2 separate regions of the Homo sapiens genome follow, and region 2 is linked to region 1. A link is a loop called in an ENCODE intact Hi-C map of the cell type or tissue named here. Cell type or tissue: MCF 10A. All regions are shown on one strand. Links, peaks and the distances in the headings refer to the core of each region. The heading gives the core; the rest is flanking DNA.

Region 1 (2,915 bases), core at 233-2,732:
TTCCTGTCCCCAGCCCACAAAGCCTCCTGCATTTCCAGAGATAGATAAAATTGTGGACAATTTTCAATTTCAGACAACAACCAAGAAGAAAAAAAAGTATGATTCCCCTACAAATTTGTTAAATTTATTCTAATTTTATCCTCCCCTTTTCTCTCCCTCCCCCTCCACCTCCTCAAATCCAAATGTCACTGGAAATGGAGCACATTGTGACTGATTTGAAATGTAAAATGCTCCAGACTTTTAGCGTTACCTGGAAAATCTTCCTCAAAAATAATATTTTTGAAAATTTTTAGTTTGAAGCAGAAAAGTTCTGATATGCTGGACTAGCTTCTCACATCTGAAGGGATCCATTTAAAAGATAACGAGGGCAAATATGTAAAATAAATTCCTAGGGAAGGCAAGCTGTGTCTCTGCACAGTAGGAAGAAACTGAATTCCACCACAATGTTGTATTCCAGCATTCAATGGATGTAACAGATGATTCACAGAGCTTCTAGTTTAAAAGTCTCCCAAACCCACATAGAATGTGAATTGGAGTTTTAAAGAGGAAAAACAGCATTTTTCAAGAGAGAAGGAGAGAGGCAGGTTCCCACAACGCCAGAAGCCAGCACTGCTTTTCAGGCGAGCCTGGGAGCTGTCAGCAGTCATTGTCATCTGATGGGAAACCACAGTCTTACAACTAAGGACTGGATGCAGCCCCTTGCCCATCTTCTGCTCTTACAACAAGGAAGCGGAAAGGAGCACATGTAGATATCATGAAACACATTCTTTAAGAAGACAAACAAAAGATTTAGACAGGTCTCGGCCAAGCGCATGAAGTGAAGGAGTCGAGGATGAAAGCATGCCGAACCAAACGGCAGTCCCTAGCGTGCTTGGCTTTTTTCTCACTTTAGACCACATCTTCTTACTCTTTTCCTAAATCCATTAAACTTCCACATTAACAGAAACACCTGCACAGTAGAATTTTCCAAAACGGTAAATCCTGTTTTGGAAGGAATCCCTAATAATACGTAAGATACAGATTTTTAAAAAAGAACATGTTTTAGACAAGGACAGCATGATGCTCACCCTCCCTAACAAGGATACAGAAATGCAGATTTCTTCCCCTCTTACCAACTCCAGTACACGCTGACTCGCCCTCCCTGAGAGCGGTAATCCCTTTCCAGGGGCTGGCAAACAATCATGCCAAAGCCGCCCGTGCCCCAATGCGGACGCAGCGAAGCCACGGCAGAAGGGGGAAATCGGTTACCTGGGGAAGAACACAACTCCGCTCAGAGCTTCTTCAGAGCTCCACTCGCGCAGGACAGGGCAGCGCAGGGTGTGTGGATGCGGCTCCTCCCGGAGGCAGGCGCAGCGCACTCCCTCCCGCCGCCGTGACGATGCTGTCAGCTGCTCGCCCGCCGTGCGCCCTGCACCGCCCACCGGCCGTGCTCCCTGCGCCCAGCGCCCTCGCGCTCCACCCGCTCGCAGCCCCTGCACCTGCGCTGGCCTGAGCCGCTCCGGCCTGGCACTGTCACCGCCGCTGCACGCTCCTCCTACTCTCTTCAATCTCTGCCTTCTCAGATGTGCCAACTGCTGCAGAGGCTGCTGCTCCTGCTTAAATGGCGCCTGTTCGCCTCCAAAGAGCTTTTAGGTGCCACCTACTGCATGCTCTTGGAATAGATGGCGAGGACTGGAATTTTCTGATAATTTAATGAATTAAAATAATTCCATTGAAAGGGAACCAGATTCTTTTGTTCGCATTGCGAACTATAATCGCTACTAACCATATAGACTTTTTTTTTCCATTTCCAGATTTTAACTTTTAAAAACCGACTCATTTAAAGGCAGACGAAATGCCCTGCCCCATACCATAGCCAACCACACAGTGTAGATTAATATATTCTAATTTAATAGGATCCTATGACAACACCGCCATTGGCAAGCTTGGATTAGAATTGCTTTTTCACTGAGTGGTTTCACATTAGCATTTCAAGCAAATGACCACGTTTATTTCCTGACATTGATAAACAATTTTGTCAAAGACGCGTTGATTAAAAAACAGGTGAATCAGCAAGAAAAAATATTAATGGCTAACAATTCTGTGCAGGCATTTTTAAAAGTGCTTGAGCATAACATTGATCCATGTTAAGTTTAAACTACAGACTGAAGGAAGATTTCTTCTCTTGGTTATATTACTCATTCTTTTGTAATACCAAATATGCTAAAAGACTTGAGCAAAATTAATATTCTGTAGTTCTTTACATTTGATTTTTGTTGTAGAATCCTATTTATCTGTTTTAATCCCGTCTTCACTTTCTAAATAATTAAAACATGTTAACCTTTGAAGTTCATTTCCATAGTAAAATTCTGCCCTGCTATTCACAGGAAATATGCTTTTTAAAAATCATACTTAAAAACTACGCATTTTACAACTTATAGTCAAGAAAACTTATTTTATTCCCCAGTTCATCCTAATTCTGGCCTTGATCCTACAGCCATTGGAATATAAAAATAAAAATACACTCTTTTTACTAAAGTCATTTAAGGCTACTTCAACAAACCTGCCCCTACACTAATGATGTCTAAAAGCAGAGTGGTCACCCTGTCCTCCACAGTCTCCTCTTCATTGCAAAGGAATATATGGCCACTCAGAAACCCATCCCAGAGGAGGCTCCAAATATGATGACAGTGGATTCTGAGCACTGCCTGATGCAGTTTCTGGGTCCTGAAACAACCTTCCAGTTTTATAAGTCAGGATGTTGTTTTCCATGACAACCAAAATGTAGGTTATCAGGTTAAATGACAAAATGGAATTTAAGAACTAAACAAAGGAGGGTAAAAAGATTAAATAAGCAAAAATCCAGTGCTAGTATGGAAGCAGGGAGAGCAAATCAGGAGCTGATAAAGAGAGCCAGTTCTATGCTGAATATCCCA
Region 2 (2,915 bases), core at 324-2,823, 1.0 Mb before region 1:
CAGTCTCTGGCTGGGAGTCCCTGTGCAAAGTCAAAACGCCATTACTGTGGATCATCAGAGAGCAGACCCGAGGGCTCGTGAGCAGTCTGCCCCCTCACCGGTTCTCAGATTCAGAGGTAATCTGAAGAGTGGCCATGACCGTGATAAGCCTCAAGGTTCTGCAACTAGTCTATATTTCTCACATCTGCCCTTGCCTGACAGCGGCTTCCTGTGGGGGCCTCACACCATCCTGCCCCTTAGATTCTGAAACAGCGCCTCCCATCCACCCTATACCTTGCACCTTTTGGCGAATGAATGACCACACACTTATGTGCATGCATGCATGCATTACCCTGGGCTCTTGTTAAAAGGCAGATTCTGATTCTGTGAGGCTAATTAGCTCCCAGGGGAAGCTGAGGCTGCTGGCCCTGGATGCACTGGGCAGCAGAGGTCTATGGGCATCTTCAGGGTGCACCTGCGTGCTTTGGAGATGAAGGAGCTGTGACTCCTGTTCCTTTTGAGAGGGCAACGCTGGGAGGTGTTGGGTGCATGGGAAATGCACCAGCAAGTGGGACTCACCTTCCCTGGGGTGGATGTCATGCCGCATATGGGATTTCACCCGTGGCAGGCTGTTCATGTCGGGTGTTGCTGAAGAGATTGGTAAATTAGGCAGAGTTTTGGAGGAAGTTACCTTGCAGGTCCCTCCCAAGTTTAAATTTGCCTGTGGGTTTGTGAGTAAGAAAAAATAACCTATATACTTCACATTGTGTGGCTGATGAGGGGAATTCAGAACTGAAGACCATGGGTGATTCAGAGAATTCCTGATTTTGTAAGAAAAGCAGGGTATACACCCTGACTGATCCTCCCAAGTACAGCTGAGTTGCACAGTAGGCTGTGCCCCAGGGTAGCTGTTTAGCTGTAAGCCAATGTTCTGCCTGTGGTGTGGCCCAATGAACCTGAGGCTGGAGGCCTGGCACATGCTGGCTAGAATCCCAGCTCCACCATTGGCTGTGTGACCTTGGGCATGTCGTTAAACTCCCTGAAACTGAGTACTCCTATCTGTGAAGTGGGCATGGGTATTACAGCTGACACAGGAACGCTCCCTGATGGTGGGGTCTCTTTTCCTTGTTGATGGTGGTTCACACTGCTCTGTGACTACCAAACCCTACTGCACCATCCTCTGAGCCGGCCTGACTTCTCGGGGGCTGCCCAGCTGTGGCACAGTGGGGTCTGAGCCCACTGTTACCAGGGTCTGCTGCATCTGGATATTAACCTTAATGTGTGATGAGAGCCCATGGGCTCACCAGAAACACGCTTACAGGGCAGCACTTGCAGGCCTGGAAGGGTTTAGGCCAGCTGAGGTGTTAGAAGCTACTTTTTAGGGCTGGAAGCGATATTCTCTTTGACCGCAAGATGTCACCCTGCAACCATGACATTGGGACAGGCACTGTTGGATTCAGGGTTCCTGAGGAGAACCAAAAATGGTTTTGAAACCTCATTTTCACCTGGATGCTCTCCTTGTCCTTGGTGGTCAAATGGTTTGTTCTAAAGGCTCGAGAAATGGTTTCACAGTGAAATTCATCTGTTCCCTCTTGCTTCAGAGAGGAGCTCAGAACACCCAGCTTTGCCACCTCCTGGCTGTGTGACCTTGAGCAAGTTGTTCAACCTCTCTGTGCCCAAGATTCCTCATGCCTAAAATGGTGATAATAGCACCTACATAACGAGTTTGTTATGAGAATTAAACAATGTTTTCAAAGTGCTTGGAACAGTGCTTGGTGCACAGCAAGTCCTGGAAAAGTCTAGTAAATAAAATAACAACAATACTACTAATAGTGTACTCAAGGAGTGCCACACCCTTCTCAAACAGACAAAATTCAAACACTGAAAAATTAAATAATACCCTACAGTCTCAAGCACAGGTTGAGTATATTACATGTTTTGAAATTTTAGAATTCCCTGCTGTGTTATGTAGGCAATGGAAACAATTTTCATAATCTATTACTGTAATTCATTTCTGGAAAACAGACATTTTCAACAAGAAGGGAGTGGAAGATAATTTCTTCCATTGCTGCTTGCCTCAGTGTGCGCAGAGGATCCCCAAGGGTCCTGTGAACCGCATTTGTAAGGAAAGGTGCCGTCCAGGGTGTTTGGTTCTGACTTGCCGGCTGGCCTTCTTTCCTGCCTCCAGCATGTTGCCTGGGATTCCATCCCAGTCATGCCAGAGTTAACCTCCGAGTACAGTTATGACGATTTTCACTCAGTCACAGGCGCAGACCGGCGTCAGATGGCAAGAGGAGGAGTGCAGGAATCAAAGGTCACAGTCTCAGGAGCAAAGCCCCACAGACGTCTGGCTTCTGGATCTGTGACCATATGGTCAAAGATTGCTCTGCACAATAACCTCCAGAGCAGTCAGGTTGAGGATGTCTGGTACTGAAGTTACTCCATTTGAGAAGTTTTATATATTTTTGTTAAATAAAATTGAATTGTAAATGTTTAATTGCAGTAAAGCATAGTGAAGAAAATTAAAAATCACTTATAATCTCATCACTCCAAGATACAATCACCATTCCTACTTTGTGACTTTATACAGTGATAGTCGTGTACGCTGAAAGTTTTTGCAAAATTAGAATTGCACAATTTCGTATTTTGCTTTTTTTCACATTATATCATGCCGGGAACTACTCTTCAGAACTCCTTTTTATGGTTGCATAATGTTTCATTTCTGGTTACACCATGATTTAACACTAGCCCCCTATAATGTTTTCTAATTTTTCACTATTTTAAGAAACATTGCAATAAATATTTGATTATCATATACATTTTTGAATGGCGTTTTTGGAGAGCTTAATTAACGGGTATTTAATGGGCTAACCAGCATGAATTCTTTCTACTTTACACTTTAAATCATCTGCTAACTCTTCACTCAAGGTCAAAGT

What was found. Peaks named below come from ENCODE experiments on the same cell type or tissue, not always from the same donor. Only the 100,000 strongest peaks of a DNase experiment are listed, where the experiment ranks them.
Region 2: a loop joins it to region 1, with 11 times the contacts of the local background. A loop is called at or near these places in 11 of 110 quality-filtered maps.

What each region holds. Positions count from the first base shown.
Region 1 is chr9:90,641,504-90,644,418 of GRCh38, forward strand. DIRAS2 (DIRAS family GTPase 2) reads right to left here and starts at 1,321. Exons shown (of 2, transcript NM_017594.5): 1 at 1,249-1,321. RefSeq lists a silencer at 1,260-1,309. In MCF 10A, for the core only: a CTCF peak has its summit at 1,625 (motif pointing left); no DNase peak of the experiment used is centred there.
Region 2 is chr9:89,596,910-89,599,824 of GRCh38, forward strand. It overlaps LOC105376139 (a long non-coding RNA gene), which reads right to left. Exons shown (of 2, transcript XR_930105.3): 2 at 1,887-2,915. Among named protein-coding and RNA genes, the nearest start is that of GADD45G, 6.6 kb to the right of the region's middle. In MCF 10A, for the core only: a CTCF peak has its summit at 1,396 (motif pointing right); a DNase peak (open chromatin) is centred at 1,402.